Regions from separate parts of the Homo sapiens genome. Here all the other regions are linked to region 3. The links are chromatin loops, found by intact Hi-C in ENCODE. Cell type or tissue: IMR-90. All regions are shown on one strand. Links, peaks and the distances in the headings refer to the core of each region. The heading gives the core; the rest is flanking DNA. Region 1 has its middle 50 kb from the start of NRBF2. Region 2 overlaps ZNF365 (zinc finger protein 365). Region 3 overlaps RTKN2 (rhotekin 2). Region 4 has its middle 210 kb from the start of ADO. Region 5 holds the start of ZNF365 (zinc finger protein 365).

Evidence for each region. Hi-C counts contacts between places; a loop is a spot of excess contacts. Peaks named below come from ENCODE experiments on the same cell type or tissue, not always from the same donor. Only the 100,000 strongest peaks of a DNase experiment are listed, where the experiment ranks them.
Region 1: a loop joins it to region 3, with 11 times the contacts of the local background. A loop is called at or near these places in 10 of 110 quality-filtered maps.
Region 2: a loop joins it to region 3, with 5 times the contacts of the local background. A loop is called at or near these places in 22 of 110 quality-filtered maps.
Region 4: it touches region 3 in a loop (6-fold over the local background); 4 of 110 quality-filtered maps call a loop at or near these places.
Region 5: it touches region 3 in a loop (4-fold over the local background); 19 of 110 quality-filtered maps call a loop at or near these places.

What each region holds. Positions count from the first base shown.
Region 1 is chr10:63,080,517-63,086,833 of GRCh38, reverse strand. No RefSeq gene overlaps it. Among named protein-coding and RNA genes, the nearest start is that of NRBF2, 50 kb to the left of the region's middle. In IMR-90, for the core only: a CTCF peak has its summit at 2,756; a DNase peak (open chromatin) is centred at 2,753.
Region 2 is chr10:62,382,622-62,386,621 of GRCh38, reverse strand. The region is part of intron 2 of ZNF365 (zinc finger protein 365); the gene reads right to left. Among named protein-coding and RNA genes, the nearest start is that of ZNF365, 10 kb to the right of the region's middle. RefSeq lists an enhancer at 1,807-3,006. In IMR-90, for the core only: no CTCF peak of the experiment used is centred there; a DNase peak (open chromatin) is centred at 2,351.
Region 3 is chr10:62,260,505-62,266,603 of GRCh38, reverse strand. It overlaps RTKN2 (rhotekin 2), which reads left to right. Exons shown (of 12, transcript NM_145307.4): 2 at 3,783-3,979. All of the region lies in intron 1 of LINC02621 (long intergenic non-protein coding RNA 2621), which reads right to left. Among named protein-coding and RNA genes, the nearest start is that of LINC02621, 4.4 kb to the right of the region's middle. RefSeq lists an enhancer at 1,479-1,980. In IMR-90, for the core only: a CTCF peak has its summit at 1,654 (motif pointing left); a DNase peak (open chromatin) is centred at 1,723; H3K27ac peaks cover 134 bases.
Region 4 is chr10:62,592,563-62,598,728 of GRCh38, reverse strand. No RefSeq gene overlaps it. Among named protein-coding and RNA genes, the nearest start is that of ADO, 210 kb to the left of the region's middle. In IMR-90, for the core only: a CTCF peak has its summit at 4,523 (motif pointing left); no DNase peak of the experiment used is centred there.
Region 5 is chr10:62,371,877-62,378,193 of GRCh38, reverse strand. It overlaps ZNF365 (zinc finger protein 365), which reads right to left and starts at 3,825. Exons shown (of 5, transcript NM_014951.3): 1 at 3,736-3,825; 2 at 1,258-2,013. The coding sequence starts at 2,000. It overlaps LOC283045 (a long non-coding RNA gene), which reads left to right and starts at 3,067. Exons shown (of 4, transcript NR_104162.1): 1 at 3,067-3,323. In IMR-90, for the core only: no CTCF peak of the experiment used is centred there; no DNase peak of the experiment used is centred there; H3K4me3 peaks cover 1,050 bases.

The DNA.
Region 1 (6,317 bases), core at 1,147-5,146, 820 kb before region 3:
AAATAAAGTATGGTACATCCATATAATGGAATACTGTGTGGATATACAAAAATAATGAGAGCTGGGACAGGCATCTGTAATCCCATTCACCTGGGAGGCTGAAGTGGGAGGATCACTTAAGCCTAGGAGTTTGAATCCAGTCAGGGCAACAGAGTGAGACACCATTTCTAAAAGAAGATAAAGAAAAGAATTAAAGAGTGAGAGAGGTATATGTACTATATGCTTGCACAGATATTAAGTGGAAAAAGCAAGGCACAGAATACAACGTTTAGAATGCTCACAAGGGCACAAAAAGCAAGAGAAAGAAGGTGTGTGTGTGTGTTGTTTGTTTATGTATAAAATAAAGAATACATTAAAAAAACTAATAAGACTGGTTGTTTCTGAGTCAGGAAACTGGTTGCTAAGGGACAGAAGTGGGAGGAAAACTTTTTATAGCCGTATCTTCTTCTTCCAAAAATTTGAACTCATGTGGGTCTATTATGTATTTAAAAATTAAAACAATTAAAATAGAGAAAATCCCTTGGACTACTAAAAATAAAAAAAACAGCATTTGTTATCTTAGATGCCCTAGATGTGCGGGATACTTCTTTTTTTTCTTTGAGACAGAGTCTTGCTCTGTCACCCAGGCTGCAGTGCAGTGGTGTGAACTCAGCTCACTGCAACTTCCCTGTCCTGGGTTCAAGCGATTCTTCTGCCTCAGGCTCTGGAGTAGCTGGGATTACAGGCATTCGCCACCATGCCTGGCTAATTTTGTATTTTTAGTAAAGATGGGGTTTCACCATGTTGGTGAGGCTGGTCTTGAACTCCTGACCTCAGGCGATCCACCCACCTTGGCCTCCCAAAGTGCTGGGATTACAGGCGTGAGCCACTGCGCCCAGCCCTACTTCTTAAGAGAGAAAAAAAATTACCCCAGCTTATATCTTTTGAATTAGGCCTTTGTTTTTTCCACTTTTTATGAGTCTCCTGGATTTCTGCTTTCTTACTAAATATCACAGTAATAGTGACTTGCTTTCAGTTTAATTCAAAATCTTTTAACATCATATGAACTTAATTAACCATCTAAAAAGATTCCATTGTGCTTATTTTTACATGGATTTAAATGAATTTTGCTACTCAAGCCCCAGACTGAAACATGTTATGTATGGAAATCATAATTATTCATATCATTTAATACTGCCCATTTCATGTAGGTGTTCAATAAAGATTGAGCAATAATGCCATCCCCATGTATATTAGCAAATGTTCCTTTTAACCTTGGTGAAACTATTTTATTTTTTGGAGAGAAGGTCTCTTTCTGTTGCCTAGACTGGAGTGCAATGGCACAATCATGGCTCACTGCAGGCTCAACCTCCCAAACCCAAGCAATCCTCCCACTTCAGCCTCTCGAGTAGCTAGAACTACAGGCGCACACCACCACGCCCAGTAAATTTATTTTTGCAGAGGTGGGGTCACACTATGTTGCCTAGGCTGGTCCCGAACTCCTAGCTTCAAGTGATCCTCCCACCTTGGCCTCCCAAAGTGCTGGAATTACAGACGTGAGCCACTGCACCCAGCCAGAAACTAACCAGTCTTATACATTGTTTTCCTCCTTGAAAAAGAAGTTGAAAATTGCCAAATGCACATTTTCCCCTGTTCCATGTCCAGCCACACCCTGTCTGGACATAAAAATGTAACCTCAGATTCGAGTTTGTCATTGGTAAGTACTTCCAGACACTGGGAAGCAACTTCTTTCTGTTCTCTGATCCCTACCCCGACAAAAGAGATGAAAACTTTTAAGCTAAAGTTTTCAAATAGTTCTTATAAAGAAAGCTCAAATATTTTAAATCAATAATTGGTCAATAAAGCAGATGTTCCTGAAGTAATACTCTTTATACATACATGGTCTGATCCCTCTGTAACATAGGAAAAGGGAATTTTCTCATAAAGTAGTATGATACTCCACAGGAGGGCCCTGGTTAAATTCCATTATCAAGGATGGCTAGACACAGCTTGCATTCTTGTTGTAATAAATATTGCTTAAAATATTTAAACTTCTTTCTGGGCCATGGAATTTAGTGTTAAAAATAGTCATTCTTGTGAGAGTTGTAGCTGTGTTTTAAATGATTGTTACATTTGCTGTCATTGCATATTTCTGTTCACCCAGATTGTAAAATTTAGGTTCCTAAAGCAGGAACAAAACACTCTTTCGCACCAGCCTGCTATTAATTGGAAAGAAGACTGGGAGGTTCATGGGCCAAAGGGGACAAGATGAGTCATCTCTCCTTTCTACCAAAGGGTAGACCATAACTGGGGCTTTTGGAAAGTCAAAGGAGAGTTTTTAATGACCTAGAAATAACTTTTTAAAATTTCCACAATCATGGGTGCAAATAGGACTGAGCAACAGGAAAGCAAATAAGGAACTAGGACAGAGCAAAGATTTTCCTGGCATCTTTGACCACTGTCAATCACAATATAGGTTTTCAATGATGTTCTTTTTTAGCCAGTGAGACACACATTCTTATCTATAGCAACAGGACTATCACAGAACATGCTCTTATGGAACTAATGTAGCACATTGTGAAAATTACTCTGGCATGTGCCAAGAATCTGATTTTCCAGTTTTTGGCACTAAAGGCCTGATTCCCCACTCCGCTCCCCTCCTCCCACAGGGTGTCCTGAGCAAATGCTCTTTAAACACAACGACAGTAATAGGAGCTGTTGAACATTTGCTGTCCTGTTTTTGTGTAGTTTCTAAATACGTCCTCTAGGTGTCTTCAGTGACCAGCATTCGTGGATATTTTCGAGTACTTCTGCCAGCTGGCCGAGTGTGGGTTCAGTTTGTAAGAACAAGTTCTGCAATCACTTCTATAGAGCATTTTGATAAATTAGAATGAAGTATTTTGGGTAATAAGTACTTCTAAGTATTTAATAAACTTTTCACATTCATTTTAGGTAAAATACTGATTTTCTATTTCTGCAATGTTGACTACTCAGAAAACTTTCTCCTAATACAAATGGTTTAGGTTAAATTGTTTTTAAAAATGCCACTGGGGCTAAAGAAAGCACATTTTTCCCCCATTGTTCTGTATTATTATTATTATCATTAGTTGTTAGTATTTTGACACAGAGTTTCGCTCTTGTTGCCCAGGCTGGAGTGCAATGGCGCGATCTCCGCTCACTGCAACCTCCGCCCCTGGGTTCAAACAATTCTCCTGCCTCAGCCTCCCGAGTAGCTGGGATGACCGGCGCCCGCCACCACGCCCGGCTAATTTTTTGTATTTGTAGTAGAGACAAGGTTTCACCATGTTTGCCAGGGTGGTCTCAAACCCTTGACCTCGTGATCCACCCGCCTCGGCCTCCCAAAGAGCTAGGATTACAGGCATGAGCCACTGTGCCCAGCCTATTATTTAAAAAAATATATATATATTTCAATAGGTTTTTTGGGAACAGGTGGTGTTTGGTTACATGAATAAGTTCTTTAGTGGAGATTTCTGAGATTTTGGTGCAACTATCACCTGAGCAGTGTACACTGTACCCAGTGTGTATTCTTTTTTTTTGTTTGTTTTTTGAGATGGAGTTTCGCTCTTGTTGCCCAAGCTGGAGTGCAATGGCCCGATCTCTGCTCACTGCAACCTCTGCCTCCCGGGTTCAAGCGATTCTCCTACTTCAGCCTCCTGAGTGGATGGGATTACAGGCATGCACCACCACACCCGGCTAATTTTGTATTTTTAGTAGAGACAGGGTTTCTCCATGTGGATCAGGCTGGTCTCGAACTCCCGACCTCAGGTAATCTACCCGCCTCGGTCTTTCAAAGTGCTGGGATTACAGGTGTGAGCCACCACACCCAGCCCAATGTGTAGTGTTTTATACCTCACCCCACTCCCACCCTTTCCCCCAAGTCCCCAAAGTCCATTGTATCATTCTTTGTGTCCTCAGAACTTAGCTCCTATTTATGAGTGAGAACATACGATGTTTGGTTTTCCATTCCTGAGTTACTTCACTTAGAATAATGGTCTCCAATTCCATCCAGATTGCTTTGAATGGCATTATTTTGTTCCTTTTTATAGCTGAGTAGTATTCCATGGTATATATATATACACCATATTTTCTTTATCCACTTGTTGACTGATGGACATTTGGGCTGGTTCCATATTTTTGCAATTGCGAATTGTGCTGCTATAAACATGCGTGTGTAAGTATCTTTTTTGTGTAATTACTTATTTTCCTTTTGGTAGATATCCAGTAGTGGGCTTGCTGGATCAAATGGTAATTCTACTTTTAGTTCTTTAAGGAATCTCCACACTGTTTTCCATAGTGGTTTTACTAGTTTACCTTCCCACCAGCAGTGTAAAAGTGCTTCCTTTTCACCACATCCATGCCAACATCTACTATTTTTTTTTTTTATTAAGGCCATTCTTGTAGGAGTAAGGTGGTGTTGCATTACGGTTTTGATTTGCATTTCTCTTATCATTAGTGATGTTGACCATCTTTTCATATGTTTGCTGACCATTTGTATAAATTCTTTTGAGAATTGTCTATTCATGTCCTTAGCCCACTTTTTGATGGGATTGTTTTTTTCTTCCTGATTTGTTTGAGTTCCTTGTAGATTTGGATATTAGTCCTTTGTTAGATGTACAGATTGCAAAGATTAAGAATGCACATTTTTTAAAGGGGAGCAGCTTTATTGAAAAATGTGAATTGAATTTGTATTATGGAAATTAGAGTGGGCACAAAAGACAGAGTCCAAGAAGACTCTGCAATAGGCTTAAGTTGTCAGGCTCTGGGATCCAAATTGTAATCTGTTTTCCTTTATTATTCACATTTGGGCTTGGAGAGAATTCTAAAAATATATTCAGTGGGAGGATCTGTTGTGAGGAGGGGGCTGTAATGTGGGATTTGACACTGATAAATGTGGGTGGGGTCAATGTGCATGTGGCCAGGGAATTTTTGTTGTAGGCTAGAGGATCTGTTGACTCTATCTACCAGCTCCATGACCCTGGCCTAGAATACTGATGACCCAACAGAAGTGTGCAACATCTAAAGTGGCACTTTCAATATCTTAAGATTTACATTCAAATAAGTGAAATAATTAATTTTCAATTATAATTAAAAGATAATAATAAAGCATTGGATGAAATCATCTACCTTTATTCCTTTGTCCCTAGAACTACTCAATGTCAAAGCATTTCTTTTTTTAAGCTTTTTATTTGGAAATAGTTTCAAACTTACAAAAAAGTTGTAGAAGTAAAGATAGTTATAAGGAACATTCCTATACCTTTTAACAGAATTGACCTATTGTTAGCATTTACCCCACTTACTTTGTCATCTGAACTCTTTGGTCTCTTGCTCCTTCTCTTTCTTTCTTTCATCTTTCTTTCTTTCCTTCCTTCCTCCCTCCCTCCCTCCCCCCTCCCTCCCTCCCTCCCTCCCTCTCTTTCTTTCTTTCTTTCTTTCTTTCTTTCTTTCTTTCTTTCTTTCTTTCTTTCTTTCTTTCTTTCTTTCCTTCTTTCTTTCTTTTTCTTTCTCTTTTCTTTTTTTTAAGACAGAGTCTTGCTCTGTTGCCCAGGCTGGAGTGCAGTGGCATGATCTCAGCTCACTGCAACCTCCACATCCCAGGTTAAAGCAATTCTCCTACCTCAGCCTCCCGAGTAGCTGGGATTACAGGCACGCACCACCACCACGCCTGGCTCATTTTTGTATTTTTAGTAGAGGCCGGATTTCACCATGTTGGCCAGCCTGGTCTCAAACTCCTGGCCTCAAGTCATCTGTCTCCCTTGGCCTCCCAAAGTGCTGGGATTACAGGCATGAGCCACCATGCCCGGCCCTCTGTATTTTTTTCTGTACTATTTAATGGTAAATTACAAACATCATGTCCTGTTACCCCTAAGTTCTTCTGTGTTTATTTCCTACGAATGACTACAATATGGCTGTTTTCTTCTTACATTTACACTGATATAACGCTTTTATCCTATCTACCATCCATATTCCAATTTTATTAGTAATCTAGTAATGTCCTTCATAGTATATTTTTCTCTCCAGTGGATCCAGTCTAGGAATAAGCATTGCAATTAGTTGTCAGAATTCTTTAGCCTCCTTCAATCTGGAACAAATCCTACAACCTTCCCTTGTCTTTTATGACATTTTAAAAAGAACATAGTTTGTCCCCCTTTTATAAATGTAACATTTCTAATTTTGTATTTGTGTGGTGTTTCCTGGTGCTAGATTGAGGTACTACATTCCTTAGCAGATTACCGCATCGGTGATGTGTCCTTTTAGGACATCCCATCAGGAGGCCTGCAATGTCCATCTCTCTCTCATCCATGATGTTAACTTTGATA
Region 2 (4,000 bases), core at 1-4,000, 120 kb before region 3:
TGGCCATACTGAAACTTTTCTGACACTTCCTATAGAATCACACATCCTTACAAAACTTTGGGAATTACATATGTATAAAAACAGACAACAGGCTGGCTCTAATAATGATTCACTCAAAGAAATGCTAGTGATACCAGCCCCTGTTTTTTCTAGTTTCCCAACCAGGATCAAACATAAACCCTAATTCCATAATAATTCCATCATCTTTCAGTAGCTAAGAAATATCCACACACAAGAAATAAGAGTCCTTCTGGAAAAGAATTTTTTTCATCGTCAAGTTTCAAGTTTATTTCCAGATGTTTCCATATTAGCCCTCAATAGAAGATGTGTACTTTTCAAGGTCTTCATTATTCAGGCCATGAACACAAGCCAATTTTTAAGCTCTACCGTCATTCACTTTGATCTGCTTCCTACATGAGCCACAAACTTTAACTAGCAGCAAACGAGTGGCGGGCCCATGTGAATGCATCCCCAGCCCTTTCATGGTTCTTGCTTATGGTTTAGGTCCTTTGGGATGGAGTATTCTGGAAATACACCACAGGAAAATGGTTACTACTTCTTATTTCCAACATTAAGGCTTCAATTCATTTGGAGTCTGAGAATCCAAATTTCTACAAGCCTGTTGTAGAGATTTCCTGGGAGATATTTAGGATAACTGAATGATGCAACTGTCTCCAAACTGTACTTACAGGGCAAACAACCAAAAGTTAAAAAAAAAAGTACCATTTTTAAAAATTCATTTCGGTCAATATTTCCTACATCTTATTATGGAAATGGTTCACATATATTAAGGAAAATATAAAAATTGACCTTTTGGAGGATTCAACTGGGCAGGGACAGAATCAGCTTTTGTTCTCTGTTCTAAGTCCAGCACTCAACACATTTGTGTTTGACACACAATATTGAATAAGTATTTGTTGTAATTAATGTTTATAAAGGACAAGGAAGAAACTAAAAATGACCCAAAATCCCACCACTCAGAAGCAACTACTGTCAATATCCAGTATATTTTTTTCCTGTCATTTATCTCTGTGCACATTTACCATTCCAGGGCTTTCATGCTATACAGTCTAGCATATGCGAAGACAGCAACATTTGATGGCTTAATCTCAGGGGATTAGCATCACAAAAGCAAGAGAACAAATTTGAATGCAACACCTTTTATGATTGTGGCTGTATTTTTCAATCACATATTTTGCCACTGTTTCTACATGAAACTTTTAAAAATTAATATTAATGCTGATATTAATTTTTAATATTAATTTTAATACGCTCCTGGAATGTTATGCCATGTCACAGAAAAGAAGGATCTTTTTTCTAACTTCTCTCAACCAATTATCTTGTGCCCTGAAGCTGAGAAGTTAATACCTTCTGTATTTTTCAACCAACCTGGCACAAACTGCTAACCTAATTTCAGTTTGTAGATGTATTACATCAACTAGGGTGGAAAAAAACAGTTAAAACAAGCTTGATGGTATCCTATGATTTTGTTTTAAAAGACAGGTTAAACACAAGAGAAAGACTGGAGAAGTTCATCATACTGAGATTGTGTAGGGTATCTTTGTTAGATGAAAAAGGGATCAAAACCAAGTGACTAATTGTGGAATATCATGTGTGTACATCTCAGATCCACCGTTCATTCACATCCTGTTCAGTCTGGATGAATATCCAGAACCACCTCTTATTTCCCCAAAGAATCTTGGGGTTTTTCTGAATGGAAAAGAAAAGGGGTTAAACACATTGCATTTGTAACCTCTTTCATAATTACACTCCAAACAATAAAATATCCATTCAAAGTGCAAGACAGACCAATAGATTTCAACGTAAGAAAGTACAAAATGTTCACTGATATGGTTTCAGATCCCACATTGCAATGACTCTTTAAGAAACTACCAACTGTCACATTTGGCACAGCATCAAAGCAAAATATCCATGATTATCTGAGAAGGCTATTAAAATACCCCTCCATTTCCTACTATGTATCTGTGGGAGACTAGATTTTCTTCATCTGTTTCAACCAAAACAACAAATTTGCAACAGACTGAATGTGGAACTACCAAAGTCCAGCTGCCTTCTATGAAGCCACACATAAACTTTTAAAACAATACCGCTCTTTTCACTAAATTATTTTTGGGAAAACAGTTATTTTTCATAAAAATATGTTATTTACGTTAGCATATAATGGATACATGTAGTGAGAGAGTCAAACAATGAAAGAAGGAAATACCGAAATAAACACGTAATTACAAAGCTAGTTAAAAGTGACTAAGAAGAAGAATAATATGATGCTATCGGACAGAACAGTAGAAGACTTGTGTGGTTTTATTTCTGGTTCTCAACCCTGTGACTCAGAATACAGTGTGAAAGCTGGAAGGCCAGATGAGAAGATAAGGGCCAACCTGAGTGAAACTCAATCAGGGTGTGGGTGCAGACCAGTGTTGGGGAAATTTAACTGGTTCTAAGCCACTTCCGGCCCCATCTTCGACTTCTTCTTTATTTAAAAAAAAAAAAAAAGGCCAAATATTATTAAATCAGAGGTTTTAGGCTTCAGTAGAAAACATGCTTATTTAAAGCAATATTTGACACTAAAAAAAAAAATACCAGTACAATATAAGAAACTGACCTTGAAGCTCATTATTATGCAGAATGATTTCCAGATCTGGAAATCTGTCAGATGGATAGGTATCCAGAAACCAACACAGTAGAAGAGGAGCAATGAGGGAAAAAGCCCTTTCCAGAGAGCCAAACCTTCAGTTATATCCATTCACACATGCGTTCATTAATTTACAGGATGACCATATGGTCTGAAAAATAGATAATATTATTTCATTTTTTACAGATGGAATCCTCTCAGTTACTTCTTCTGAGATGGGTTAAAGACAGGTTAATTCAGAAAAATCAAAGACATGCTATCATGTGACCAATACACCCTAGAAGCATGTGCAGAGAGTAATGGAAATATGCGTTCACGCACTGTGGTGCTCACTGCAATTTTGCACAGGCATTGAACTATGCATTTTAATGAGTGACAACACGTTGATCCTATCATGTATTATAATCTACTATCAACAAACCATTTCTTATGTCTATTTTAACTTCCTTCATTTTTGCACTGAGCCACACTTACTTTTGGATATGCTGTTCCCTCTGCCAGGGTCATTCCTCCTCCTCTTCCCAAGCCCCCACAATTAATTATCAATTAACTATTCCTCTAACCTCAGACTCTCTTGCCAGGGAGTATTCTCAGACACATGCCCAGGTGTACATGACATGGCCTACTGTGTTTTCCACAGAAGTTTGTACCTTATCACCATGCACATCACAATGAACCAGTGTGCCATTTCCCCATTTGACCATAAAATCAGTGAGTTCAGGGACCTTGTGTGCTCCTTCACTGTCTGCAAGTACCCCCTGTACCTAACCTGAGCCCAGCACACAATACAGGATTAATGCATTTCTGCTGAATGCATGAAATGTGCAACTATATCTCTACTCGAAAATCATTAACCAACACAGAGATCCTTAAGTTTCTTTTTTCCTTTTTCCAGACAAGTACTGGGGCATAAAACCAATGAGTAACCTACGGGTACCTCCTACAGGAGTAGGGGGTGGGATCTAAAACTGATGCCTCTCTTCTATTCTTAAACACTTTAACATCAGCTTCTCCTCCCAAAGGCGAAGCTCTACCAACTTATTTAAATTTCACTTTACATGACTGATTTATGAACCTCTTCAGAGGAATATGAAACGGTAAAAATACCTCCAGCTAAAAATAGTCTAGCTATTGATCACAGAGCACCTCAGACAGACCATAACGTCAACCACAAGGCAAATCCCAAAGCAGGAGTCGACCACCTCCGAGCACAGGGAGCTTGGCTGCAAACCCATAGCATGGAGTCGGCTCCTGCGCTCTCTTTCCGGCACCACAGGCCTGAATCTGCAACAACTGCACGTCTTAAGGCATGGCCCATCTCTACTCTTGTTGGCCCTTAACGCTAAT
Region 3 (6,099 bases), core at 1-4,000:
TCTCATTGCAGAAAAGTCAACATATACAGAAACATGAATTTAAGAATTCGGTCTCCAGTTCCATTCCCCAGAATGGCCGCTGTTAACAATTTCCAGACTTTTTTCTGTACATAAACAATTCTTAAAATCCACACAGTTTCTTTTAGCAAAATGAGAACGTACTGTATTTACTCTTTTCTTCTTCACCTTGGTCTTTGTTAACATGGCTTAACTATATCCATTAGGTGAATCATAGTTTCTGTCTTGATTACTGCGGTTGTCTTACCGGGAGTTCAACTTCAGGTTTTTTTAGTCAGTTTTTAATACCAACAATAAAGCCATTTTCTTTGCACTTCCTTCATGCTAGGCTAGCTCTTAAAACCTAGTAGGTTTCTGTTTCCTACTTAACCTAAATTTCTGTTTTTAAGGTATGCTCCTATTTCATTCATAGCCTTGTCCATATATTTTTATCAGCCTGACTTTAACTACTTATAGCGTCAGGACAGTGACACAGGCTTCTGTTTGACTTGATTAGAGGCAAGCCCTTACTCAGAAAATTGGAAAAGAAATAAGAGTATGATGGCCTTACCTCATTCTCTGCTGTTCCTGGAGACTGGCATTCAAACAATCCTAAAAGGAATGGTTACAGAGAGACCAGCTTTTGTCTTTGGTCCTAATCAGCCTTGACTCTACCTGGCCAAGCCATTATGGCTGAGGGAGCGACACTGATGATTTTCCATTCCCTACTCATCTTCTTTGAGGTTAATAAACATCACTATTGAATGCCCAATCGGTACCCTTATTACATGATCATTATTCTTGCTGGGGATAGCACTAGACATGAACCCTTACCCCTGATGCATTGTATACCCTTAGTAACTAAAGACAACTCTAAAGAGTTTTGGTTCCATAAACCCTTCCTTGCTAGAGCTAGCACTGCTTAACCAGAGAGGCTTTTTCTGCATGTAAAATGTAGATGTGTACTAAAAGAAGTTGCATGGGAAATACAAAACTGGCTAAAACAGTAGCCTTAAGAAAAAAAAAAAAACCAACAGCTCAGAATACATTGAAAACCATATGTACACTTAACAATTCATCCTGCTTATGTTAGCCTTCTGGGATCCACTTAACTGACATTTGCCTGAGACCTGCCTCAGCGAGGGAGGTAAGATTATAGTTTACTGTGTATGTTAATTTGGCTGGATTATGGGTCAGTAAACTATTTCTATAAAGGGGCAAACAGTAAGTATTTTCAGCTTTGCAGGCCACTCAGTCTCTGTTGAAGTTGCTCAACTCTGCCCTTGTAGCTTAAAGGAGCCATAGACAATATGAATGAGTGTGTCTGTGCTCCAGTGTAACTTTATTTACAAAACCAGGTCCCAGCCAGGCCATAGTTTTCTGACCCTTGCTCTAAAGGAAAAAATCTTAATAGTAGTATCTGTTAGATACACCTCATTTCCTTAATAAATAGTACTTTAATCTTACATCATCTTCAAACTTTTTACACGTACATTTTTTTTTTAATCCTGACTTTACATTTTCTTTCTCTACTATTTCCCAAGCTTCTATAGTTTTATGGAGTCTTCATTATAAGTGATGGTGAGAAGATACTCTTCATTTATGTGATAGAAACACAAACTGATTCCTTAATGTGGCTGTAGCCACCTGCTGGTTCTTTAAGGTTGTTGCAAGTTTCAAGATTGCTGTGGAATTTCAAATAGTCCAGCTGTGCTTCTCTACCCTAGCTGACCATTGAATCACCAGAGGAACTGTAAAAAAAAAAAAAAATGCTCAAGCCCCACCTCCAGAGAGCCTGATTGGTTTGGGGTAGGTCACAGGTTTAGGTACTTCTATAAGGCCCTTCCTCTCTGCCTCAGATGATTCTAATATGCAGCCAGCTTTGAGAACCACTGTGCTAGTTCAACTGCCTGTTTCATTGTATCATTTAAAACTAAAGTTGAATTTAGTGGCACCAGATGGTATTTGTTTATATTTGAGTTGTGGGGTAAAGCTATTCATCCCAGCTTTAGGTTGCTCCCTATGTGCACTCCCCAATATAGTCAGTCTGCCAGAGTTTATTTCTATAGACATATGGGTCACATAGATAATTCTTATAATTAATTGCTAATTACATTGAAGAAGAATTTACTTTGGGGCTAGTAAGTCATAAAAAGATGAAATGGAGTTGTTGAAATTCAGTCATGTGTAATGAAGGAAAACCAGCAAATGACTACATTTATATAGTACACCAGTTTTGAGTTACAACACTATATGAGAAGGTTTTTATGTGGTGATTACATGATGTAATTACAGAAGGTAATTAAACAGCTGTTTTCTGTGTGTAAATAGTACAGTTGATTGATTTGGATAGTCAAGTTAAATCATCTACTGTAGTTTGTCTTTTGGGGTAGTCTTCAAAAACTATTAGCTCTCCTAACTTTCATCTTTTCTTTTTGAAAAGGTTGTATAGACCTTTTGGTATTAGATTTCATTTACATTTTTAAATTTACATTTTGATCCATTCAGAAGGTAAATTATAGTCTTTATTTTTTTGCCATAGAAACTAGGATGGTCACTTTATGTTTTAGAAATAGACATACCAGAAACATTACATGTTTGTGATATAATAAAGAGTACCTTTGATTTATAATTTTTATAAAGTCATTGTGAATTAAATCAGAACTGTACATTCAGTTTGTAGAATTTTAATGTTGCGTGTGAAACTTATATGTAGAATCAGGCCATTAAAAGATAATTATATGGAATAAAAGACTTTCAGCAATAAAATACTTAGTAGTTTCATGGTGAACCCTAAAACTAAAATAAATGGTATGTCCAGAATTGTATTCTAAAGCTCTGTTCCAGATAGCTAAGGCTTCTGACATTTTCAGTGTACAGCGCTTTCACTCTCTTGCTTCTGAGATTGTATTTACACTGCCTACTGTTACAAATAGCCTGTTTCCTCCCTGCTACTAAACCTTGGCTCCTTTACTCAGTATCTGCTTTTTTCAGAATGTTTTTCTTGGTTAATTCACTGTCATCAACCACACTGCCATCTCTTAATACAATGTATATAATATATATGTGTGATATATTGTTCACATTAGTTATTGTATGTTTTCTAAGGCTGCTATAACAAATGACCAAGACTGAGTGGCTGAAAACAAGAGAAATTTATTCTCAAACTTATGGAGGCCAGACGTCTGAAATCAAGGAATTGGCAGGGTCATGCTCCTCTGCAGGCCCTAGGAAAGAATTCCTTTCTTGCCTTTTCCAGCTTCTGATTGTTGCCATCAATCCTTGGTATTTTTTTGGCTTATAGACATATTAGTCTCTGTCTTCACATGTCATTCTCTCTGTATGTGACTGTGTCTTCATGGGACCTTTCTTTAAGGACACTAGTCATTAGATTTAGGACCCACTCTAATCCAGTATGTTCTCATTTTACCTAATTACATCTGCAAAACCCTGTATCCAAATAAGGCTACATTCTGAGGTTCTGGATGGACATAAATTTTGGAGGGATGCTATTAAACTTCGTATAGTTATAAGAACACATAATGTTTCTCACCTTTGTTTATGTTCGTTTATTCCGTTTCTTTAGATTGTAAAGACTTCCTAATGAAGCAAGAAGTTTAGAATTGCAAAGAGCATTTTAAAATAGCTATTTTTACACTACATATATTAAAACTTTGTTGCTTTCTCAATATGGTATACAATTATGATACCTATTTTCGATCTATTATGGGTTAAGATGTAATTTTGGGTTTTTGCTATATTTTCAAGATGCATTTTTTTTTTAGGACTGCAACATTCAAGAAAAAATAGACTTAGAAATTCGAATGCGAGAAGGAATATGGAAACTCCTTTCTCTGAGCACTCAGAAAGATCAAGTTTTACATGCAGTTAAGAATCTCATGGTGTGCAATGCTCGACTAATGGCCTATACATCGGAGCTACAGAAATTAGAAGAACAGATTGCAAATCAGACTGGAAGATGGTTAGTAACATAGTTTACCTGTGGCTTTTAATGTACTTAAATATGTAAATTTAAAACACAGTATAATTTAAGCTTAAGTACCAATGTCAAATCACCAAACTGTTTTAAAAAACAAATACACTGAAGTAGCAGCTGACATCATAAACAGTTTGCCGACACAGCTCAGAGTGAACTTAGGCAGCAGCTTTTATTGGGCTGTTGTGTTCAATATGTAATTATAAAATGAAAATTATCCAGAAGCAATGACTGAGGGAGCATTTTAAGAAGAAAGTACCAATATTGATAGAAATGTAGAGTAAGAAAATTAATTGCTTAGAAATATGCTAATATAAAGGTACTAGCTGTGAGACATGGAAACTCAAGTATAGAAATTGAGATGAGTGAGCAGCAAAATTATAAAGAGATAAAACCTTATGAATGGAAAGGAACTTAAAAATCTGCTAGCCCATCTCTTGATATGGTGAACATAAGTCCCAGAGAGGCAAAAAACCTCAAGGACATTCATGCAACAAGTGATGGAAGCTAATGAGATTTAAGATTTGCTAAGTATTAATAACTTCTGCTCATGTGTTCTGTCATCTCATGCTGTTCTTTTAGATTAGATCTATGATTTGTATATGAAATTTATATCCTAACTTTTTACAATGCCAAATCTTACTTGAACCTAAGAATTGGTTCAATTTAGAGGCTGGATTTTGGTGTATTTTAAATAAAAACAGTCTTACATTCCCCTTTGTTGATTCACAGCTCTGACACAAGGGAAGAGTTTCTTGTTAGACAATAGTGACTGTTGGGCTCAGCATAGCATCATTAAATTCTTGAAAAGTAAGTTAAAAACACCAGTCAGAGTCTGAGATTTCTGTAAAAGTAAAATTTTGATGAGGATGTAATGTAATAGAGACCTGGATACAAAGTAGCCAACCTTATTAGCTATATTGCCATGGGATAGCTTTTATTTATTTATTTATTTTTTAAAGACAGAGTCTCGCTCTGTCACCCAGGCTGGAGTGCAGTGGTGTGATCTCAGCTCACTGCAACCTCTGCCTCCCGGGTTCAAGCGATTCTCCTGCCTCAGCCTCCCGAGTAACTGGGACTATAGGCGTGTGCCACCACACCCAGCTGATTTTTTTTTTGTATTTGTATTTTTAGTAGAGATGGGGTTTCACCATGTTAGCCAGGATGGTTTCAATCTCCTGACCTCGTGATTTGGCCACCTCGGCCTCCCAGAGCGCTGGGATTACAGGCATGAGCCACTGTGCCCTGCCGGGATAGCTATTTTAATCTCCTTGTGCCTCAGTTCCTTCCTTACAGTGGGCATGATAATATTTACATTTTGAAAATTGAGATTTTATATATACAAAAACCTAATGTAATGCCTTTTACATACTTAGTACTCAACAAATGTCAGTTTTCATTCTTATATGCCTCCAGCATTATACAATGAAATTGTTCCATTAGCATAATGTAGGAAAATGTTTTTCAGATAGGCATACATTGGTTTAAGTGAGTGCTTCTCAAAGTTGGTAACTTGTAGCACTGAGAGTACATGATGCAAAGTCATAGAATAAATATGGCATGTCTTCTTAGAGCATGAATTTTTAAGATTAAGCATGAGAAGTTTAGAATAGTGGAGTATTTGGAGGTTCTGCTTTCTTATTCCTGGGGATAGGGGATATATGTTCCCTCTCAGCCTTTTTATTAGGATATTTTGTCAAGAGGGGCAGTTTCAATGGAAAAGTTTGAGAAGCCCTGATTTTAGAAAGTATGGGACTAAACATTATATTATGTCATCTATCACAATATCTGGAATATTATTTTTGGGACCATATCTGCCTCCATATTTAATGCTCTTTAAATATTTATAATGAGTTATGAATTGACTGTTTCTTAAATTCGGCAGTGTGGCTTTTCTGAAGTTGCTGATGTATAAAAACTATTAAATAAGCCTAATGCCTGTTCAATTTATATAGCAGTGATGGGGAAAAATTAGGATCCCTAACTGGAAATGTGTATGATTTTCAGTTTCTTTACTAATTATCTGTGATAGATGAGAATATCTTTGTCATTATACACACACACACACACACACATATATTTGTTCATCATTCATGTAAAAACAG
Region 4 (6,166 bases), core at 2,167-6,166, 330 kb before region 3:
TGTCTATTCTTATGCTAGTTCTCTGGTGTTACCGTTATGATGTAGCTTACTATGATAGAAGCAACTTTTTATTGTTTGTTTTTATTTATTTATTTTTTATTTTACTTTAAGTTCCAGGATATGTGTGCAGAATGTGCAGGTTTTTTACATAGGTATACATGTGCCATGGTGGTTTGCTGCACCTGTTTATTTTTTGAGGCAACTTTTTTATACTAATGGTAAACAAATCTATTATAATTGTGAGGTAATAATATTGTGCCCAATACCTTGAACTTCTGGAAAATAATTACCTTTTCATTACTCATATTCATAAAAAAGTAGGTTTCGCAAGGTGGAAATTAGAGGGGAAGTCTAAATGCTTGGAATCTAAACTGTGTTTTACAGAATTATATATGATTTGCTAAAAACTGTATTTAAAGACATATTTATAATAAATATTTAAATAAATTAAATTTAAAGACATTTATAAGTATTCAAAGACACATTTATAATAAATATGACATTTATAAATATTTAAAGACATATTTATAATAAATTTCTCCAATTTAACACTGAAAGCTATAGGGCTGAGATCCAGCTTGTGTTTATCTAATATAAGAAGTATTGTCCAATTTTCTACTTTGAACAACATTTACTACACTATTACTGTATATTATTGAATCTAAGATGCCATTAATTGTAAAGTGCACCAATTATTTATATATGACTAGGAAATAAAAAATGTTTTCAATTAGAATATATAGTATGACCAATTGAAAAAAGATACATCCGAATTTCAGAGATGTAAAATTCTAAGTAAATGTCCATCTTAAAATTGATGAAATATAATATATCAGCCACAAAATGTTACTTTCGAGTTGTCACATTTCTTCTAAAAGGGATTTTCCTATTGCAAGATCTCTTTAAGGCTCTATTTTTTTTCTCCTTTGCTTTGTATACATTTTCACAGTAAAGTAAAATTCTGTAATAACTCCAATGCTTTTGAATGTATTTCAAATTATGAAGTGGGAGATTGAATTTAGCCAGCTTCAGACACATGGCAAATCTGTTGTCTCAATGAATCATTAATATTTCTTCAGCCAGCAGCAATCCCATCTTTCAAATCCATGTGCATCCTTACTGTAATGCCCACTAGTGTGAATTATTTTGAAACTATTTACCAAACATTGAAACTTCTGGGATAAATAAATGATTTATAATAACCCTGGAATGGCATAGTTTAAAATCTGGACAATCCCATAAAATTCAGGATGTAGACTCCCTATACCATGGATGTTAGTCACTGGCGAGACTGCCGAGAAGCCACAAACTCAGCCCTCTGTGGAAAGCACATTCCAAAGTAGAAGAATTGCCAGATGTGAATAGATGCTATCATTTGCTCCAGAATCTAATTCTTCCCATAGGGCTGGACCTATGGACCCTATCTAAGGGGCACTGGAACTATCCTCACTAAACCCTCAAATCTCTCACTTGCTGGCCTTCCCCCGGGCCTTTGTATCACCTCTTTGAGGTAAGACACTACCTCCAGAGAGTCCCTGTCTATGGAGGGCTGACACCTAGCAGTACATCATTGCTTATTACTGGCCTGGAGGAAGATAGGGTCTTGATGGGAGAAGGTAGGGCCTAGGGCACCAACTTCTCAAGGTTTTCTGGTTATAAGAAAGCTGAGACAACCACTTGGTCCACCATAAAAAGGAAAAGGAGCTATTGTAGAGCAGTTACGCTAAGGAAACACAGACTGAACCAGGAGTTTCAAAGTGATTCAGAAGCTGGTGTTGCTCTAAAGAAGCCTCAGGCCCAAGCTCTCTGGCCTGCACGGTCTCCCTCTCATGTTGAATCTGCTGCTGTCTGCATATCTGCTCTGCTCCACTCTCACCATCTACTAACTAATCTTTAATATACCTTCAAAAACCTGCCAGAGTACTTATGCTAGCTAATGATATCAACCCAGCTGGGGAAAGCCCTTCTCACCTGGCCACCTAATGGGCCACACAACAAGCTATAACTAGCCCATGCATGGGCCACCCTTGGGCCAGATGTTGCCTTGGACTGATCTGATTCCCTTAGTAGGGGGCTGCCAGTGGGCCAATCCCAGCTGGAAAGAGGCATTGAGTAGGGTGGGAACTGTCCATGTTCATAACAGAGAAATTGGCCATGGGGTGGGTGGGTGGCGGTGGGAGTGTGCCCGGGAGTAATAGAGGATGCTGACACCTAGGTCGAGAGTGAGTAGTTGAGAAGGGAAATGAAGGGCATCGCAGATTAACTTTGTCTTTGAGATCTTGTATATAAAAATGCTTTGCACACAGTGAAAGTGCTCTGAGGACTGTGATTGAAGAGTATAATGTTTCAACTAGCATGCAACTTTGCCTCTGAACAAGAGGAGAGTCAACACCAGGATTCTTTTGAGAACTGGACCCTGGTATGGGCGACTGGTGCTTGCTCCCCACAGGGCCATATGAAAAGTCTTATAAAACATGGTCCCAGAACCATCTGCATGGAGGGCAGAAGGAAGATTTATCCATTGGATTCTATCCCCTATTGGTAAAGGGGGCTCCACATTTCCATGTTACCCACATATGAGTCCGGAAATGAACCTTCCACTTGGAGGTCAAAGAGGCATTGAGAAGTATCACCATAGAGCTGTCTCATTGCACCTGCAGGAGGCTCCTCCAAACCATAAAGAAACTGGTTTCTGCTGTAGCATCTGGAGGTGCTGCTACAGAGATCTGGAAGCACATAAGAGGCCTCTAACACACCTAGTCATGATCACCTATGTGAGTAACGTTTTCTCTGAAGGACACACATTTTCATCTCTTCCAGGTTGTTTAATTCTATTTGTCATGCAAAAATATCAACTATGTCCATTTCCTTCATTGTCCTAGAAAGAAAACTCAAAAATATAAGTCCACATTTCAGTTGCTTATTCCTTGAGAGCACTAGTCTCTCTCTCTTAGATACTGACACACACACACAAGAGAACCCACTACGTGGGCCACCGCTGTGTTGCACAGCTCCAAAATGCACCATTCACGTCCTAATCTATGGAATTGTGCAGAGGCATGGGGCTGTTCCCAGTGGCCCTACTCACAATACTTCTCCTGGATTTTCCTACTGACATGGTTAAAGTAGAATGTACTTTTAGGTCAAAGTCACCACCAGGAGGTACAAAATCCCATCATTAGTCCTGTGTCCCTTTCTTAAAATGCTCTCAACCTTATGAAAATGTGAGCATACCTCAACGGGATGGCAGATTTTAATCTGCCATTAGTCGTTTTCATTTTAGTAAAGTGAAGAAGCAAGGCACTGATGGGAGTGAGAGTGGGTAAGGGAAACAGGTCACTGAGTACTGGAGGAGAAGGAGTGGAGGATGTGTGGCTGGAAGGCTCCAAAGACAAATTTCAGCCACTTCATGGTTTGAGCTGGAACTGACCTTTCTCAAGCTGGTATGAATCTAGTTCACTGTATGCAGAACTGTATAATTTTCCCAAGACTTCGTGTTCTACAACTTGGCATCAATCATCTTTGTGGCTAAATCTAGGCCTTTGTGGAATCTTCAGAAGACACATATAATGAGACCCTCAAAGCTAAGGACCTTCTCTATGAGTACTCCCTGGACAGCACTTGAACATGATCAGACAGGAATACTGATGGTGCTTGAAGTCATCTACGGGCACTCAGAATTTCTCAAGGAGTTTACAGTGCAAGATCAAGCAGTCCACACAGATTCTGAGAGAAACCAATAAGCAAATAGTCGTGTACCAAAAGAGTGGTATTGAATCAGAGGATGAAAGAGCAAGGTGAGAGAAATCAGAAAGATTATCTTAGAACTCAAGCCACGGAGGGTTAGCAATCCACAGGCCAAATTTGACCTACTGTCAGTTTTTGAAAATTTTATTGGCACACGGCCACACCAACCATTTACATATTGTCAGTGGCTCTCTGTCAGTAGTTGTAACAGAGGCTGTGTGACTTGCTAAGACTGAAATATTTACTATTAGTTCTTGACAGAATGAATTGACCCTTGGAAAATCTTAACCTCTGTGTGTGCCAATATTCCTACCTTGCTTCCTCATAAGGCATTGCCTCTTGAATTTTCAACTAAGTCATCCCAAAACATTAGGATGGAGCATTCAGACCACACTGCCTCAAGCTTTCCATTTGAGGACCGCTTCCTAGAGGGGCAGCAGCATTCATTCCATCAGTCCACAGACCCAGAGCATCAGCCGAGAGCCAGGCACCCTGCTAGGTAGTGGGAATAGGCAGATGAGTACGGCACACTCAGCTCCCAGCTGGGAAGTACTGAATTAAACTGTAGGTCTGTGTCACTGGTAACCACAGAGGCTATACAAGGCCATGCAAAGCAGTTCCCTGCGGCCTAGTCTTTCTTTCTCTGCTTTCTTTCTCTCTCCCTTGTTTTAAAAAAATCTCTCTCCCTCTCTTGCCTCCTCTTCCTCCTTGACTCTCTCCTGGCCTCCTTTCCTTTCTTTCTTCCTCCCTCTTGCCCACATCTCAGCCTGCCAGTGCCACCCAGTGGCTCTGACAGGCATTACTCAGACTTGCTGACTGCCCTCTAGGTTGGAAATGACCATGGGGAAGTCAGTAAGTGCCTATAATTAGGGATTCCAAAGCAATTAGACAGGTCTAGTGAATCTTTGCAATCCTCTGAATGCTCAAAGCATTAATATTAGCTTTTTAAGTCATTTATACCTAGGTATAAATGAAGGAACCCAGGAGAGGCTTTGTTAAGGGGAAAGAGATCAGGGAGGCCCTAATGATTAATGTTAAAGAGGTTACTGCATGTTGGCCTGGTGCGATGTTTCACGTCTGTAATCCCAGCCCTTTGGTAGGCCAAAGCAGATGGATCACTTGAGCCCAGGAGTTCGAGACCAGCCTGAGCAACATGGCAAAAATCAGTCTCTACAAAAAACACAAAAATGAGCTGGGTGTGGTGGTGCATGCCTGTAGTCCCAGCTACTCAGAGGGCTGAGGTGAGAGAGTTGCTTGAGCCAGAGGGGTGCAGGCTGCAGTAAGCTGTGATGGCACCACTGCACTCCAGCCTGGGTGACGGAGTGGTAAGACTCTGTCTCAAAAAAAAAAAAAAAAAAAAAAAAAAAAAAAAAAAAAAGGTTACTGCATACTGTTCTGAGCAAAAATTTCATTTGGTATAGCTGACAATACAGTATTATACACATAAAAGTTTGTTAAGAGGATAGATCACTTGCTAAGTGTTCTTACCTCAATAAAAAATAGGTAAATAAATATAAAATTGCATTTGAATTGGTTCAGGGGTGTTATTTAGATAGTATATGATATGGATGTAAAAAAATGTGAAATGACAGATTTATGACTGTAACCAGTTTATTGGTCCATCTTAATTCTTATAATGGATTAACATAAAATGATAGTATTTTTTCTGATCACCATAATTAATTGTGGTCTCTTTAATTCCATTTCCTGTCCTCTAATAACACCTTAGGTGAATCTAGTGGAGTCAAGGGAATGGCCTCTCACATAGATGCTGCCCCTACAAGGCTTTGGTAGCAAAACCCTCAGATTATTGCAGGGCTGAGCTCAGACCCTTGTTGATTCTCTCTCCCTTTCCTACAACTCTTCCCATAAGGAACAGACTGCAGGGGTCGGGTGTGTGTGTGTGAGTGTAGTTGATAACAGAAGGGCTGTTTCCAGGGATATTTAATAACTGGAGGGGATGTGTCTGGTTCCAAATTTAAGCCACTGTCTTTAGAAGGAGGGGTACTGAGCACTTGCTGTTTGGGACAATTCTGTGAGAACAGGAAAAAGTTCCACTCATCTAATCATAGCCTTGGCGCAAACAGTCTTGCACTGTGCACAGATGAATGCTCATTAGTGTGAGGGCGGCTGTGGCACCAGGATGCTGCCTTTCCATGTCATCCCAGCATCCAACTCATGGATACTGGTCATTATAAAGTGATGCTTAAACTGTGACTATGATTTTCTCACCTACCAAGTGATTTTCTCCCCTAAGAATCTGGGTCTCAGAATTCTAGTATTTCAATAGCCACCAAACTTGTGCAGAGTCTAATGGAGGTTCTGGATGGCACTGTATATTAGTCCGCTCTCACACTGCTATGAAGAAATACCTGAGACTGGGTAATTTATAAAGGAAAGAGGTTTAATTGACTCACAG
Region 5 (6,317 bases), core at 898-4,897, 110 kb before region 3:
CTAGACACTAACTTCCCACCAGGAAACACCAGAAACCAAAAGGGAAACATTTTTCATTAGAGATTATTTCCCTAGGAGCAAAGTAAGTCAGAGGCTGATTCAAATCCATCCTAACTACGTAATTTAAAAAATGTCTCGCCTGAACAAAAAATGTCTAGGCTTCCCCTCAAGGTAGAACGTAAGCATTTAAGTGATAGCAAGTAATGATCTCTTTAATCTATGGAGTGTCTCAGGAAGTTCTAATTATTACATTTTAAGAGACAACACAAAATAGAAGAGTGCCAGAGGGCAAAGAAAAGATGAAATTAAATCAATCTCTATAATAGAACTCAAATTATTTGGAAACCTACCTTTTAGGATGTTTTACTCCATCAATTTTAATGTCCTTTGATTCCATGAATTTCTAAACCTCTATTTAAAATGAAATCTGACATTCTGCATTTGGGAAATACACTGACTTGTAATGTACACTTTTCTAGTTTGGGTTAAATCTATACTTACTGATAAAGAAATGCTTCTCTAAGTATGATGATTTCTCAAGCAATAGCTTCTATGATCTATAACTTGTGAAAACCAATCTCAACTCTTTGCAAGTGGGCAAAACTTAAATATAACAAAAAAAAATACATCATTTGCCAAAAAGTCAAGTCTCAAACTTAAATCATAGAAGTATAGCAATATCAGAAAGTCTTTCCTCTGGGTGCCCTAATGTCTGCTTCTCCCAAATATAAATTAAATTAAATGGATTCTCAGCTACTAACATTTAATTAACCTGGGCAGATAATACAAAATGGCAAATAAACCAAACTTATTTATACTGGAGGAATGTTTTTGAACTTAAGACAGCATCTTGCATTGACTTTATAATACGGAGACTGTCAAGAATGAACAGCTCACTTAGCTCACCCTTTCTGCCTTCCCATTCAACTCACCCTTGCACGCCATTTGGTGCTAGGAATGGATCCCACCATGGCTAGGCTGTGCTAGTCTTCTCTCTAAAAGCATAGTCTGTGGTTTACAAATTCCCAGTTGAGAAGGAATTAGATATTTGACTTTAATGCTGCTAGGTTGCAGACCGTGCACACAGAGGGTAAATGATATCAAAGCCTTGTTCCTCCTGGTTCAACTATATCAATAAGAAATGCAGTCAAGGCACCTGCAAATAGCAAAAATCAACCTTGCTTAGCATTTGCTTGTAAGGCGATTGGGGTGCTGCTTAAAGCAATGGGGTTAGCATCCCCTGTCAGCAACACTTACTCTTCTTTCCTAAGAAGCTCCTCCTCAGATTCCGTCAGGCGTTGCCTCAGTACAGCTATCATTTCCACGGCCACGTCCACCTGTCTGTTTAAGGCCCGCTCTCGTCTCTGAACTTCCTGCTTTTTCTGAGTCAGCTGCACAAAAGCTGCCCGAACTTCCAACAGTTCCGCAGTTTTCTGGGCCAACTCTTTGGTGAGTTTATCAATTCTCTTCTCAATGGTCCTATCCACAGCCTCAACCATTCGATTGAATTTTTCTCTGACATGTGCCTCGAAAGAAGCTTTGGTGTCTGAGGTGGGCAGTCCAGGACCCGACCGTGTCCCATCCAGCGAGTCTGCATGGAGGTCCATGGCAGTGTAGGTCTGCACATAGGACACAGGCCTCTCTGCCACCACCTCAAATGGCTTCCTGTCCTTGGAATGTTCATGTGAAATGCTGTACAAGTTAACATAGCTCGGTTTCTGCTTTACCACGTTGCCACTGCTCTGCAATTTTCCCGGTTTCAGGAGTTCTGAGGAAGTGACTAGGTCTGTGTCTTTGAGGGATGGAAAGAGACTGCATTTTGTCAAGAGGGTTCTTTCTTCGTAGCTGTGACTGAACTCCAGATGGGCCCTCAAGGATGACAAGCTTCTAAATCTGGTATGGTCTCCACACCTCGGGCAGCGTAATGGCAGGCACACAGCAACATTCTCAAAGGACTCCTGCCAGGGATATCTGCTTTCCTCAAAAGCCTTCTGTTGCATTACTCTAAAAGTCCTGGGAGGGGGGAAATAGGTAGTTTACAAGTCGGCTGAAAAACACACTACTAAAATGATTGCTGCTCATCTCCATGACAGCAGAGGCTTTTTGGTTTCAAGTGACTTTTGCACATAATATTTTATGTTGCACTTAAAACCTACAGCCCATGGGCCAAATCCATCCACATCAATTTCTGCATTATTTACTGCTGCCGTATCAATTTCTGTATTATTTATTGTAAACCACAATGGCAGTGGTGAGTAACTGAGACAGAGACTCTATGCTCCTAAAAGCTAAAATATTTACTACCTTTACAGAAAAAGTTTGCCAACTCCTACCTAGAATCAAAAAGGTGGGTAACATTCCCTCTCCACAGAAGAGAACACTGAAGCAAGGAAGTAAAGCCATTAATCCAAGGTCAGATGGAAAGTGGTAGATCCAGAAGTGGAATTCAAGTTTCCTCCCCTCCTGAATTTGGCACACTAAATGCAAAACCGTGCCCCATTTTAAGGATACAATCCGAGATGCGTGAACACAAGAACATATGAAAACTCACATGAATTGTCAAAATGGGTCCTAAGACAGCAAGCTCAGGACCTATCCTCAAGTACAGGAAAGATTACTCAAGCTATGCACAGTGGCATTAAGCCTGCAATCAGCTGAAAATTTTTCACCCTGAAATTTTTGCCTTTTTTTCCTTCAGGTATTGCTGTGATGACATAAACCAAAGTGCTAATCGTAACAATAACAGACCCCATACGTGAGTTTCACTGAAACCTGGGGACCCAATGTGTCAAATACCATTTGGCATAAGTGGGGCCATGGCCAAGATTTTTATTATAATAGAGTGTTCTGGACGGATTTGTCTTGTCTCAGATGCTATTTTATATGACAACCTCTAGGGATGGTCAGTGTGTGAACCAGGTAGGTATCAGCATACTCTCTTAATAACAGGAAGTTCTGGTTTCCTTGTAGGAATGCATTATCTTCACCCTAGCAACAGATGACTGTTGGCAACCCAATTCTGCAAGCAGTGCATATCTTCTATTCCTCCATGAAAGGTTTCTACTTAAATGTAACAAGCATTGGACCCGAAATGAGGGAGCCCAGCTGGGGTCTTTGGGTGAAAAGTGTCCTCAACCTCTTCAAAAGCAGAGGTGCAAATGGTCCCCAGGCAGCGAGGCAGGCAAGGCTTCTAGGTGAAGCCCCCGGCCCCCAGAGAGGGGAACCTCTTCCTGTGATGGGTACACCGGGATGTTTAACCACTGGTTTTCTGGGAACGAGATGCAAACCCTGGCTCAGCATAGGGCCAAAGACGCTGACAAGAGGTAAGGAAAGGGGAAGTCAGGATTCTAAGGGGGCAATGGGAAAAGGGTGGCATTTTGGATGGGGAAATGGGTAATCACACACTCCAGAGCACGCAGGCTTTTATGGGCCCAGAGGAAACCCAGTCCACTGGGCTGATGAAGAGCCCTAAGTGACTCTGCCAGAGAAGGGCAGGCTGGCAATGACCCTGCCCCGGGGTCCCAGCTCTCCCCGCCCCCTCTCCGCTGCGTGCCAGCCCACGGGTGCCAGAGTGGATTCGTGTGCACATGAGTTCCTGCTGGTGGGGGCCGGGAAGCCGGCTCTCCCAACTCCCCGCCATGCTGCGGGCTCGGGGACCCCCTCCCCAGCCCCGGCCACCCCGGCAGGTCCCCTCCGCCGAGCCGCGGGCGCAGATGGCCGGCGGCCGCCTCTTACCCGACTTGTTGCTGCTGCTGCTGCAGCCGCCGCCTCCGGTGCTGATGCTGCGGGAGCGAAGCGGTTTTCAGCAGAGCCGTAAATCAGACTGAGCCGGGCCGGCTCCCACTCCCCGCCGCACCTCCGCGCCGGGACCGGCGGCGTCCAGGGCGGAGCGAGGCGCGGCTAGCCAGCGGGGGCGGCGCTCGCGGGCACCGTGGGGCACCGCGCCGTGGGTGCGGGGGTTCCGGAACGCCGCGGCCCAGGGCTGCCACCTCCGCGGGGAACACCCTTGCTCTGCCCAGCTGGCGGGAGCATCATCTGCCCCCCCGCCACCCAGCCGGGAGCCCGATCCGACTCAGGATTACACTGACATCACTGCGAGAGATGCTGGGATCATTCCCCGGGGGAGGGAAGGAAAGACGCGTGTCAGCCTCGCAGTCGCGGCGCTTTCTGCAGGCCCTGGCAAGCTTTTTTGCACTAGTTTGGGGGGAGCGGGAGAGTGTGGATGAGGATGCAGCATAGCTGGGCATCTTCTTTGAAAATCTACCCGTTGGAAGGTCCGGGTATTTAATTAGGACCTCTTCATCCCAAGCAGCAGGGCGAGAATGTCCCAAAATAACTAACCCAGAGAGTACACTCCAGCCTTCCTAGCCAAGTGTCCTGAGGCTACGTTAACAGGCAGAACTAAATCTAGTAAAGTGCAGGGATTAATGAACAAACAGTTAAAGCAACAAGATCCCTCACCTACACCCCCATTTCTGAGGCGGACGCCCCTTTCCCTGGAGAAAAAATTTGTCCTCCTAAAGAGGGGATGTCCTGAAGAGAAGACGGCAAATCATTCCTTCTGAAGGACTCTGATGTCTCAGCTTGCTGGGCTTTTGCTTTTTTTTTTTTTTTTTTTTTTTTTTAACCTGTTTTGGTTTACCCCTACTGTAACTCCTGAAATGTGAAACCTAGATAAAAGTTACTGCTGGGTTTTCTTGTTCAAAGAAGAGAAGAGATTCTGTTCATCTGTAGACAGTTAATGCATCCTCTTGACTTCTCAGGGTGTCTTTTCTCAAGGCTTGCTGTTACTCATTTCAACACCCGATTTTATTTTAACGGTAAAGAGCTCAACAGTTATCTTAGTTGAAATTTTGTTTTGTTTTTGACAAATGAAAACAAATGAATTGCTTTGTTTTTTCACAAATGAATTATCACATCAAATGCAATGAAGATCCCAAGCTCTGGCATCAGACTTGATTCAAATCCTGGTTCTAGGGCCTGGGTCAAGTAACTAGACTTTTCTGTTCCTTCAATTCCTCATCTATGAAATGAAGATAATCAAGACCTACCTCTTAATATAGCGGTGGATCGAATGTGCTATGATGATGGAGGTAAAAACCCTGCCTGACAGGGACACACACTGATAAAGTCAGCTGTTATCGTTGTTGCTACTTCATTTATAATTATTATTAATTCCATAAAAAAGGGGCCTACACACATTTAAAAAGCAGGAAGGAGAAGAGGAATTAATATGTACTAACTTCTACGTAAATGGAGATAGGCTATTGTGCTGGGGTGTGTTTGCTTTGAAAATATTATATCTCATTGAAGTTACTTTTTGACTCGCTCTCAAGACTATTCCAAGAATCAATTTATTTAGTACAAAATCTTAAAGTCTGAAAGATACACTCATTGGAGTGCCAAGTTATCTCCGTCATCTTGTGAGGTGCCTGCAGGTTAACCTCTTACACCCACTGCCTTCATGGCAAAACATAACAAAAGCATGCTCTGGTCCTCCCTTCCCCCCCGCCCCTTTTTTTTTTTTTTTTTTTTTTTTGAGACGGAGTCTCACTCTGTCTCCCAGGCTGTAGTGGCGCGATATCAGCTCACTGCAACCTCTGCCTCTTGGGTTCAAGCGATTCTCCTGCCTCAGCCTCCCTAGTAGCTGGGATTACAGGTCCCTGCCACCACCCGGCCAATTTTTGTATTTTCAGTAGAGACGGGGTTTTGCCGTGTTGGCCAGGCTGGTCTTGAACTCCTGACCTCAGGTGATCTACCGGCCTCGGCCTCCCAAAGTGCTGGGATCACAGGCGTGAGCTACCGCGCCCAGCCAGCTCCTCCCATTTCTTAGACAGCTGCTACTTCTTTTTTGGTCCTAAGTTCCTCCCCTGTTAAATGAGAGGATGGAGATTTTCAAAGTCCTTTTCTCACCCTAAAAATATAAAATATTATCAAATAATTATGGAGAGGTTATTCTGTGCAGGGCCTAAAGCTGAGTATTGTGGGAAATTCAACTTGGTCAACAGGCATTTAGGACCTTAAGTGGTTCTCAAAGTGTCACTTGTGTATACCACCAATTACCTCATTTAATCTTTGAACACCTGTGAGGTAGGGAGGACCTTGTACACTCAGTTCTAGCCACCTTGGCATCCCTTTACTTAAGAGCCCTGCTTTTTCCCGTCTCTAGGGCCTCTTTATCTGGTAATGCCTACTCATCCCTCAGAGCTCATCCCAAGTATGCCCTCTCTGAGGAGGTCTTCCCTGACACTCCTGGACAAGGTTAGTGCGTACTAGGAAAATTTATTATGACAGGATTTGTCACAATAATTCTATGT